Regions from separate parts of the Homo sapiens genome. Here region 2 is linked to region 1. Evidence: chromatin contacts called from ENCODE Hi-C or POLR2A ChIA-PET data. All regions are on one chromosome and are shown on one strand. The core of a region is the stretch at or near the end of the contact, and the rest is flanking DNA. Distances in the headings are between cores, read along the strand shown.

Region 1 (5,467 bases), core at 2,703-5,202:
TGGCACCACGGACCAGGAAGATAATTTTTCCACTAACCGGCGGGTGGGAGTTGGGGGATGATTTTGGGATGATCTGAGCACATTAAGTTTATTGTGCACTTTTTTTTTTTTAAACGGAGTCTCGCTCTGTCACCAGGCTGGAGTGCAGTGGCACGATCTTGGCTCACTGCAACCTCCACCTCCTGGGTTCAAGCGATTCTCCTGCCTCAGCCTCCCAAGTAGCTGGGATTACAGGCACGTGCCACCATGGCCAGCTAAGTTTTGTATTTTTAGTAGAGACGAGGTTTCACCATGTTGGCCAGGATGGTCTCGATTTCCTGACCTCGTGATCTGCCTACCTCAGCTCCCAAAGTGCTGGGATTAGAGGCGTGAGCCACCGCGCCTGGCCTGTGCACTTTATTTCTATTATTATTACATTGTAATGTATAACAAAATAATTATACAACTCACCATCATGTGGAATTAGTGGGAGCCCTGAGCTTGTTTTCTCGCAACTAGACGGTCCCATCTGGGGGTGATGGGAGACAGTGACAGGTCATCAAGCATTAGATTCTTATAAGGAGTGCATGACCTAGATCCCTTGCATGCGCAGTTTACAATAGGGTTCGTGCTCCTATGAGAATCTAATGCTGTTGCGGATCTGAGAGGAGGCAGAGCTCAGGCGGTAATGGGAGCAATGGGTAGTGGCTGTAAATACAGATGCAGCTTTGCTCATTTGCCCACCACTTACTTCCTGCTGCGTGGCCTGGTTCCTAACAGGCCACAGACAGGTACTGGTCCATGGCCCAGTAGGTTAGGCCCTGCCCTAACCTACTCCTCCTTTAGTCTCCCCTTTTCCTTTCCTTTTCTTTTTCTTTCCTTCTTCTTTCTTTCTTTCTTTTTTTTTTTTTGAGACAGTCTCGCTCTGTCACCCAGGGTGGAGTGCAATGGCGCGATCTCAGCTCACTGCAACCTCCACCTCCCACGTTCAAGCAATTCTCCTGACTCAGCCTTCCAAGTAGCTGGGATTACAGGTGCCTGCCACCATGCCTGGCTAATTTTTGTATTTTTAGTAGATTAAAGGGTTTCACTATGTTGGCCAGGCTTTTCTCGAACTCCTGACCTCGTGATCCGCCTGCCTCGGCCTCCCAAAATGCTGGGATTACAGGCATAAGCCACCACGCCCAGCCCATTTTAATTTAATTTAAACTTAAATAGCCACATATGATTAGTGGCTGCCGTATTGAAGAGAGTAGCTCTAGATTTTTGCTTTGGGCAACTAGGTGGCTCATGGTGCCATTAATTGAAAAATGGGGCCGGGTGCGGTGGCTCACACCTATAATCCCAGCACTTTGAGAGGCCAAAGCGGGCAGATGACCTGAACTCAGGTGTTCGAGACCAGCCTGGCCAACATGCTAAAAATACAAAAAATTAGCTGGGCATGGTGGCATGCACCTGTAGTCCCAGCTACTCGGGAGGCTGAGGTGGGAGGAGCACTCAAGCCCCAGGAAGTGGAGGTTGCAGTGAGCCAAGATTGTGCCACTGCACTCCAGCCTGGGTGACAGAGTAAGACCCTGTCTCAAAAAGAAAAAAACAAGAGAGAGAGAGAGAAAGCAGGCTGCCAGCCACCAGCCTGGACAACATAGTGAGACCCCTTCTCTACAAAAAATCAAAAATTAGCCAGGCATGGTGGTGTGCGCCTGTAGTCTCAGCTACCCTGGAGACTGAGGTGGGAGGATCACTTGAACTGGGGAGGTTGAGGCTGCAGTGAGGTATGATTGTGCCACTGCCCTCCAACCTGGGCAGCAGAGCAAGACCTTGTCTCAAAAAAAAAAAAAAAAACAAAAAAAACAAAACAAAACAAAAAGAGGCCGGGTGCGGTGACTCACGTCTGTAATCCTAGCACTTTGGGAGGCCAAGGTGGGTGGATCATTTGAAGTCAGGACTTCAAGACCAGCCTGGCCAATATGGTGAAACCCCATCTCTACTAAAAATACAAAAATTAGCTGGACATGGTGGCACGCACCTGTAATCCCAACTACTTGGGAGGCTGAGGCAGGAGAATCGCTTGAACCTGGGAGATGGAGGCTGAGGTGGGCGGATCACTTGAGCCCAGGAGGTCCAGACCAGCCTGGGCAATATAGTGAGACCCAATCTCTACAAAAAATTTTTAAAAATTCGCCAGGCATGGTGGTGCACAGCTGTACTCCCAGCTACTTGGAAGGCTGAGGTGGAAGGATCACTTGAGTCCAGAAGGTTGAGGCTGCAGTGAGCCATGATTGTGTCACTGCACTCCAGCCTGGGTGATAAAGCGAGACCCTGTCTCAAAAAAAAAGTAATTGTTTTAAAAATGGTGACCAACCCAATCTGAAGTACCCAACAGGTGGCCAGGCATTGTGGCTCATGCTTGTAATCCCAGCACTTTGGGACGCCAAGGCGGGAGGCTCACTTGAGGCCATGAGTTTGAGACCAGCCTGGCCAACATGGTGAAATCCTGTCTCTACTAAAAATACAAAAATTGGCCGGGCGCGGTGGCTCACGCCTGTAATCCCAGCACTTTGGGAGGCCAAGACCGGCGGATCACGAGGTCAGAAGATCGAGACCATCCTTGCTAACACGGTGAAACCCCGTCTCCACTGAAAATACAAAAAAATTAGCCAGGCGTGGTGGCGGGTGCCTGTAGTCCCAGCTACTCGGGAGGCTGAGGCAGGAGAATGGCGTGAACCCAGAAGGCGAAGCTTGCAGTGAGCCGAGATCGTGCCACTGCACTCCAGCCTGGGCGACAGAGCGAGACTCCATCTCAAATAATAATAATCATAATAATAAAAATACAAAAATTATCTGGGGGTGGTGGTGGCCGCCTGTAATCCCAGCTACTCAGGAGACTGAGGCATGAGAATTGCTTAAACCCAGGAGGCAGAGGTTGCAGTGAGCTGACATCGTGCCACTGCACTCCAGTCTGGGCAACAGAGTGAGACTCCATCTCAAAAAATTAAAATTAAATTAAAAAATTAAAAAAGTACCCAAAAAGTCTTTTCCAAGATGTGATTTTAATTCTCTGCGTAGGATTTATTACTAACTGGTGATTCTTTAATTTGTGTATTGTTTGCTTCCCCCTACTAGAAACTAAGCTCTATAAGAATATTTTGTTTGATTGCTTCGCTGCTGTATTCTATTCCCAGTGTCTAGAACGTGCCTGAAACCTAGCAGACACTCAGTGTTTGTTAAATGAATAATCGAATAATAGTCCACCTACTAGGAGGGTTAAAGGCAGGGTTTCTAAAGTTGGAAGACCCAGAGTGGAATCCTGGGCCACGCACTCGTGTGATCTGCCGCAAGTTGTTGAACCTAAGGGTGTAAAATGGGGATTCCACCTCTGGGATAGGCGGAGCGAATGAAATGACATTTATAAAGCACTCCCTTCGCTCTGTGGCTCAGGAATTAGAGCACTGGTCTAGTAAAGCACTCTTGCTCCCTCTCCCTCTCTCCCTTAAGCGCTCTCTTCTTTCCCCCTCCTGCTCAGCCCCTCACATGGCCACTTCTCTTCGGCTTTGCATGACACTCTACACAGTCTAGAGTAAGCCTTTGAAATTTGCCGGGAATTAACGTCATCAGTCGGGAGGACGACAGCTACGCACGCGCGGGGCACCTCCTCTGTCTCGCGCGCTAACTTTGCAGCCCCGCCAGCCAATCAAAATTAGCGTCGGAGCCCGAGTGCCGAGGACTCACCAATCGGAACTAGGAGGCGGGCCACGGTGGAGGCAGCGGCGAGAGGGGGCGGGGACAAGGAGAGGGCACGCACGGTTCTCGCTGCTGGGGTCTCTGCCGGCCAATAGGAGAGGCCTGAGGCCTGAAGGCGGTGGGGCGGGGCATTGGCGGCTCCAGCAACCGGAGGCCGTCCCAGGGAGGGCCAATCGGAGTAAGGAGGTGGGAGAAACCTAGCCAATCAGTGTGCAGGACGGGCAAGGAGGGTGGTGGACGGCGAAGTCTCCTGCGGATGCCGCCCGCTCCCGAGCTTCTGTCAGGGGAGCCGGGCGTGCGGAGGCGGCTGAGGAGGCGGGAAGGCGGCAGTGGTTGAAGGGGTGATTGCTGACTAGCGGGGAGGGAGTGGGCAGCGATGGTGATGGCGGCGAAGAAGGGCCCGGGCCCGGGCGGCGGGGTCAGCGGGGGCAAGGCGGAGGCGGAGGCGGCCTCGGAGGTGTGGTGCCGTCGGGTGCGGGAGCTGGGTGGCTGCAGCCAGGCCGGGAACCGCCACTGCTTCGAGTGCGCCCAGCGCGGGGTCACCTACGTGGATATCACCGTGGGCAGCTTCGTGTGCACCACCTGCTCCGGCCTCCTGTGAGTGACCGGGAGGGAGTGGCCGAGGTCGGCGTGGGGGGACCCGGGGGCGGGGTGGGGAGGCCGGGGCTCCGGGGCGCGAGGGAAGGGGGCCGAGGTGAGGGGCGGAGGGGAGGTCAGGGAACGCGCCGGCTGTGGGGACGGGGTCGTCTGCTGCAGCGGTGTGGTGGGGAGGGGAAAGGGCAGGGGAGAGGAAGCAAGGCCGGAGTCGCTCTGCGGAGAGAAGGGTACGGGTGCAGAAAGACGCCCGGAGAGGGACCGAGAAACTCCCCGAGGGGGTCGAGGCAAACTGCAAGTGGGGAGGGAGAAAGTGCGGAGGATGGAAGGGAACTCGGAGTGGGATGGGGTGTCGGGACTTAAAGGGCCAGAAAATGACATGCACCTTTAGAGGGAACTTCATGCAGGTGGAAAGCAAAAAGGAAAAAGGTGGGGAAAGCCGGCCTGGAGATGGACGGGCACCTTTCTTCCTTCGGGCTTGTGTCCCTGCTGGAGTGTGAGATGCAGAAGCCAGCTGAAACTTGGTTGAAATTCCTATGATTAGAGTACAGGATTAAAAAAAAAAAAAAAAGCGAATTAACCCCGATTGACAGCCTAGAGATAGTGGCTGGAAGGGAGCCATGGTCCAGAGTTCAGGTGTAGATACTAATCTTAGCAGGGCTTTGAAATGTTACCCAGAAGGTAAAACTCTTACGAAATCTAAGAGATGAGAGCCAATGGGTTACCCTGGTAGAGAGCTTAGCTTTTTCAAACGTTTGCACGTCTAGGTGAGCCATCCTGAAGGTTAATCATTTACACCTTTAAGATCCCTGTTGCCATGACTGGATCCTGGTGGTAGCATCCAGGAAACTCTAGATTTTGGGGGGGCTTTGGTGCATCATCTGAGTGCTACTCTTGGCATTGGTACTGTTCGGTCATGCCAGAGTGAATTTACAGCCACAATTCTAGCCTAGATTTCTGGTTATATAGTAAAGCCCCCTCCACTCCCCTCTGCACTCCTCCTACTCCCAAATTAAGATATTATTTGGTTAGATGCATGATTAACATCTGATATCAGGCCTGGATCTCTGTTTTTTAATAAGTTTGTCAAGGGATTTATTTTGACAATTTTTTAGTCTTATTTTAAGACACTGTTGTTTTTGTTTTGTTTTTT
Region 2 (5,461 bases), core at 2,962-5,461, 620 kb after region 1:
GATGGAACGTACAATCGGGTTTTATACCAAGACATTCCATTGCCCAGGGACGGGCAGGAGACAGATGCCTTCCTCTTGTCTCAACTGCAAGAGGCATGCCTTCCTCTTATACTAATCCTCCTCAGCACAGACCCTTTACGGGTGTCGGGCTGGGGGACAGTCAGGTCTTTCCCTTCCCACGAGGCCATATTTCAGACTATCCCATGGGGAGAAACCTTGGACAATACCTGGCTTTCCTAGGCAGAGGTCCCTGCGGCCTTCCGCAGTGTTTGTGTCCCTGGGTACTTGAGATTAGGGAGTGGTGATGACTCTTAAGGAGCATGCTGCCTTCAAGCATCTGTTTAACAAAGCACATCTTGCACCGCCCTTAATCTATTTAACCCTGAGTTTGACACAGCACATGTTTCAGAGAGCACGGGGTTGGGGGTAAGGTCATAGATTAACAGAAACTCAAGGCAGAAGAATTTGTCTTAGTACAGAACAAAATGGAGTCTCCTATGTCTACTTCTTTCTACACAGACACAGTAACAATCTGATCTGTCTTGCTTTTCCCCACAACCAGGATAGTCCAGCCAGCTAACTGTCTGTGCCATCTTATTCTTGACCTAATAAATAGCTGCCGGGCTTGGTGGCTCACACCTGTAATCCCAGCATTTTGGGAGGCCGAGGCGGGTGGATCACGAGGTCAGGAGTTCGAGACCAGCCTGGCCAACATAGTGAAACCCCGTCTCTACTGAAAATACAAAAATTAGCTGGGCGTGGTGGCATGCACCTATAATCCCAGCTACTTAGGAGGCCGAGGCAGGAAAATCACTTGAGCCCAGGAGGTGGAGGTTGCAGTGAGCCGAGATCACACCATTGCAGTCCAGCCTGAGCGACAGTGCAAGAGTCTGTCTCAAAAAAAAAAAATAAATAAATAAATAAATAAGTAGCACCACAATAGTTCAGGCAGCCAATAATCTATGCCACTGGTAAGATATTCCACTAGTATATGTCATATATCTTAGACGATGGTGTTGAAAAGCCTAAGGTGGAGGCAGAGGAGAAAAGAAAACAAAAGCAAAAGGAAGAAGAAAAAGTAAAAGAAGAAAGAAGTTGGGCCCGGGCGCGGTGGCTCACACCTGTAATCCCAGAACTTTTGAGAGGCCAAGGCAGGCAGATCACTCGAGGTCAGGAGTTTGAGACCAGCGTGGCCAACGTGGTGAAACCCCATCTCTACTAAAAAAATAAAACTTAGCGGGGTGTGGTGGTAGATATCTGTAGTCCCAGCTACTTGGGAGGCTGAGGAAGGAGAATTGCTTGATCCGGGGAGGTGGAGGCTGCAGTGAGCCGAGATCGTGCCACTGCACTCCAGCGTGGGCAACAAGAACGAGACTCCGTCTCAACAACAACAACAACAACAAAAAAAAAAAAAAAAAAGGAAGAGTCTGGGAAGAGGAAATGATAGGTACCATTATGAAGTGTTTACAGATACTTGCTATACATTACCTCTAATCCTCAGAACCACCTTGCAAGATATGTACTACTGTCCTCTTTTTTTTTTTTTTTTTTTGAGACAGAAGGCTGAGTCAGGAGGCTGAATCAGGAGAATCACTTGAACCCGGGAGGTGGAGGTTGCAGTGAGCCGAGATTGTGCCACTGCACTCCAGCCTGGGCAACAGAGCAAGACTCCATCTCAAAAAAATAAATACACAAAATAAATAAATAAAGTGGAGACAGGAGGTGAGGCCTTACCAACAATTGCATCATGTGCTACTCAAAAATAATAGCACATTAGTTGCCAACAATTATCTACCATTAACTTTTCTGCATGACAAAATTTAAGATTTTCTCTTATCCTTCTATCCAGACCTCTTTACTTTATCATTTGTGCTAGGGAAGCAGGAGCCTCAGAGAGCCAGCATAAAGCCATTTTAAGTTCAGCTCCATCTTGAAACTAACAAGGCACATTCCTTGTCAGTCACAACCCAAAGCTGTTTACAGTTGGGGAAACAGCTTAAAGATACCTGCAAGGACAGACTCCTCCAACTACAGAAAATCCAGATGCCCCAATACCCATAACAATATGTGCCTTTAAGATAATTATAGTTCTGGCTGGGTGTGGAGGCTAAGGCAGGATTGCTTTAGGCCAGGAGTTCGAGATCAGCCTGGCCAACATTGCAAAACCCCCTCTCTACTAAAGATACAAAAATTAGCTGGGTGTCGTAGCACATGCCTACAATCCCAGTAGTGAGACCCCATCTCTACAACAAAATATTTTTTTAATTAATTGGATGCACTGGTTCATGCCTGCAGTCACAGCTACTTGGGAGGCTGAGGTGAAAGGATGTAGCTGTAATCCAGCTATTAGGGATGCTGAGACACAAGAATGGCTTGAACCCAGGAGGTGGAGGTTGCAGTGAGCTGAGATCACGCCACTGCACTACAGCCTGGGCAACAGATCAAGACTCTGTCTCAAGAAAAAAAAAAAAGGAAGAAAGATAATTAAGTTTTGCTTTGATGTACTTACCTACTAGAATGTCAAGGATAGTTAAATTAACAGAATAATAAATTTTGTCATGCCATTGGCCCATCTGCACATTGACTCGGCTTAGTTTAGTCTCTACAAAAACAAGACCCCTATATAAGAAAAACTTAAAGGTCAGGGGCGGTGGCTCATACCTGTAATCCCAACACTTTGGGAGGCTGAGGAGTGTGGATACCTTGAGTCCAGGAGTCCCAGACCAGCTTGGGTAGCATGACAATACCCTGTGTCTACAAAACATACAACTATTAGCTGGCTGTGGTGGTGCATGCCTGTAGTCCTAGCTACTTGGGAGACTGAAGTGGGAGGATCGCTTGAGCTCAGGAGGTGGAGGCTGCAGTGAACTATGATCATGCTACTACACTCCAGCCTGGGCAACAGAGTAAGACCCTGTCTCAAAAAAAGAAGAAAAAAAAAAAGAAAGAAAGAAAAGAAAAACTTAAGACAGTGTGTTCCTCTGTTTGCTTTCTGAGGACGCCCTACTCCGTAAGGGTGTAGCTTTCAATAAACTCTCTCTTCTCATCGCACTCTACGACTTGCTTTGGGTTCCTTCCTGCATGAGATCCAAGAATTCTCTCTTGGGGTCTGGATCGGGACCCCTTTTTCCAGTAACATGTAGACACACACACACATTCAGTTTAAAAGCCCATATTACAACGTACATCCACCTCATCTTCACACTGAGATTTGGGTGACATCTGTCCCTTTTTGAGTTTTGACCCAAGTTAACCTTTTAAGACGCTCTTTATTTCTTCCCCTTTTGCCTCAGTTCACGTTCCTCCCCCTTCTCCTTACATGCCTTTTATAGCAGCCTCTCCTTTTCTCTTTTATTCTTTTTCTACACATTTCTCTTACTGTAAAATCAGAAGCCAGGCGCGGTGGCTCACGCCTGTAATCCCAGCAGTTTGGGAAACCGAGGCGGGAGGGTCTCTTGAACCCAAGAGTTCGAGACCAGCCTGGGCAACATAGTAAGACCCCCGTCTCTACTAAAAAAAAATTAAAAATTAGCTGGGCATGACGGTGTGCGTCTGTAGTCCCAGCTACTCAGGAGGCTGAGGCGGGAGGATCGCTTGAGGCCAGGAGTTCAAGGCTGCAGAGAGTCACGATCCCACCACTGCACTCCAACCTGGGTGACGCGGCCAGACCCTGTCTCTAAAAAGAAAAAAACTAGAGGGGTGTATCTATCACGCTTTCAATAGATATTCAGCTTGGGTTCTATACTTTTCTCATGACCCTTTGTCTTTCTGTTTTCCAGGTCACTCCTCCTCCCCTACACTTAATTCCCACCCTGCTCCCTTTTCACGGCCCACTCCCCTTCCAGGAGTCCTGCCTGCTGCTTCGAACTCCAATGATCGTCCCATTCACCTCTCACCCCTTTTCCCGCCTTTTTGCCCCACAAGGCTCCAAAGCGCGAGGACCTTATTGTCCTCCTCCCCCATCCTCCAACCAGCCCACAGGACAGCCGCGTTACCATGACGACCGGGCTCCTAGAAGCTGCAGTCAAGGACCTGGTTGCCATGGTTTCCGCTTCTCCGCCTCCAGCCCCGCCCGCGCTCCCCGCGGCGTCGGCGCCTGCGCAGTGCGTGGCGCGCCGGGAGTCAGAGCCTGGGCGGGACGGGGCGGGGCTTCGGGCGAGAGGGAGGGCAGCAGGAGAAAGGATAAGAAAGGGAGTGGGACTGGCGCCTACGGTGGCCGAAGTGGGACGCGCCGAGCCGGAGGCTGCAGGATGGTAGGCTGTGCGAAGAGGGAGGGGAGGGGGAAGCGAGGGGCGTGGGCTGCACCTGCGGGGGTCCTCGGGGGCCGCCCTCGGGGTGAACCGCCCTGTCTTCCCTCTGGTCCTCAGAGGCCTCCCTTGCCTCGGCGGGTGGGCGAGCCGGGCTCGGGAGGAAGAGGGGGAGGTGGCATTCGGGAGAGGGGCGGGGAGGGGGCGCATTTGCAGGGCGAGCGGGGGCTGACGAAGGGGCGGCGGGGCCGTCCCGAGCCGGGAGGGGCGCTCTGGTCTTGGCCCCTGGGGTCCCTCGATCCCCGCTGCAGGGAAGCCGCCCGAAGCAGAGGGTTGCGGGAGTCTCTTTGCTGAGGGAGGGAGCGGGGGTCACCAGTCACCGAGACCCCCTTCCCGGGCTGCACAGGCGGGAGCGGGGACCCGGGTGGGGAGAGGGGTGTGGGAGGGGAGTTTCCGGGTCGGAAAAGGGAGCGCCCTACTGCGTTCGTGGCCGTGCTTGCCTAGAGGCTGGGCCCAGGTAGGGAAGCGAAGTGGACTCGTGGTTTTTCTCCGAGGGACCCAGGCTTTGGGATCCCGGGCTCCGGGGCTCTCTGCCCCCCTTCCCATTCTCTTTCCGGAATCCAGGCCTTCCGTCTTCCTGCTTGCTCCCCACCCCCCTATTTGAGCGCCGCACGAGGCTCCCCAGCGCCCCTCTTTTCCCCTCCACCAAAAAAATCAGTTCTCCTGAATTCTGATTTTTCACTTACTAAGCTAGTACAGTGCCACACACCCAGGGATTCCAAGCCTGGGCATGTCCATGAATAGAAGAGCTACTGGGGTAAGGAGAAGACTCCAGGATGTGGCCCAGACCCCCCGGAACTGGGAAGCTGGGGTACACTGGGCAGTGAGGGTTCTGTCTTCCATCCCACTTGACCCAGCTTGCTGTCTGTTCTGCAGACATTCTTTTAGGGGAACCCCCTGGGTGGCGGGGCCCTAACTGAGGGAAATTGGTCACCTGGTGTCTGGGGAGGAGTGGGCGCTTAGCAGGAGGCACCCTAAAAGGAAGAAAAGTTAAAGAGAAATGTCGAAGACCAAATGCCTGGGTGCCTGCAGAGAGGAAGATAGGATTTGGGCATCTGCATACCCTGTGTGGTGTTGGAGATACATACTACAGAGGAGGATACCCCTGGGCATAGGCCTGGCACTGGAGGATGATATGTTTGGGAGATCATTAA

What was found. Hi-C counts contacts between places; a loop is a spot of excess contacts on that map. ChIA-PET counts read pairs that join two places held with the same protein, here RNA polymerase II (POLR2A). Pooled maps may share reads with other maps.
Region 2: a loop to region 1 is called in a pooled map, with 8 times the contacts of the local background. The contact joins the promoter of AP1S1 here to the promoter of AGFG2 in region 1. A Hi-C loop is called at or near these places in 1 of 168 maps with a recorded cell type or tissue (posterior vena cava) and 7 of 50 pooled maps. POLR2A ChIA-PET finds 5 or more read pairs at or near these places in 1 of 52 experiments (activated naive CD8-positive, alpha-beta T cell).

Annotation. Positions count from the first base shown.
Region 1 is chr7:100,535,251-100,540,717 of GRCh38, forward strand. It overlaps AGFG2 (ArfGAP with FG repeats 2), which reads left to right and starts at 3,953. Exons shown (of 12, transcript NM_006076.5): 1 at 3,953-4,317. The coding sequence starts at 4,097. RefSeq lists an enhancer at 3,303-3,804 and silencers at 3,684-3,963, 4,014-4,313.
Region 2 is chr7:101,150,265-101,155,725 of GRCh38, forward strand. It overlaps AP1S1 (adaptor related protein complex 1 subunit sigma 1), which reads left to right and starts at 4,212. Exons shown (of 5, transcript NM_001283.5): 1 at 4,212-4,253. The coding sequence starts at 4,251. RefSeq lists a silencer at 3,954-4,193 and enhancers at 4,004-4,298, 4,618-5,118.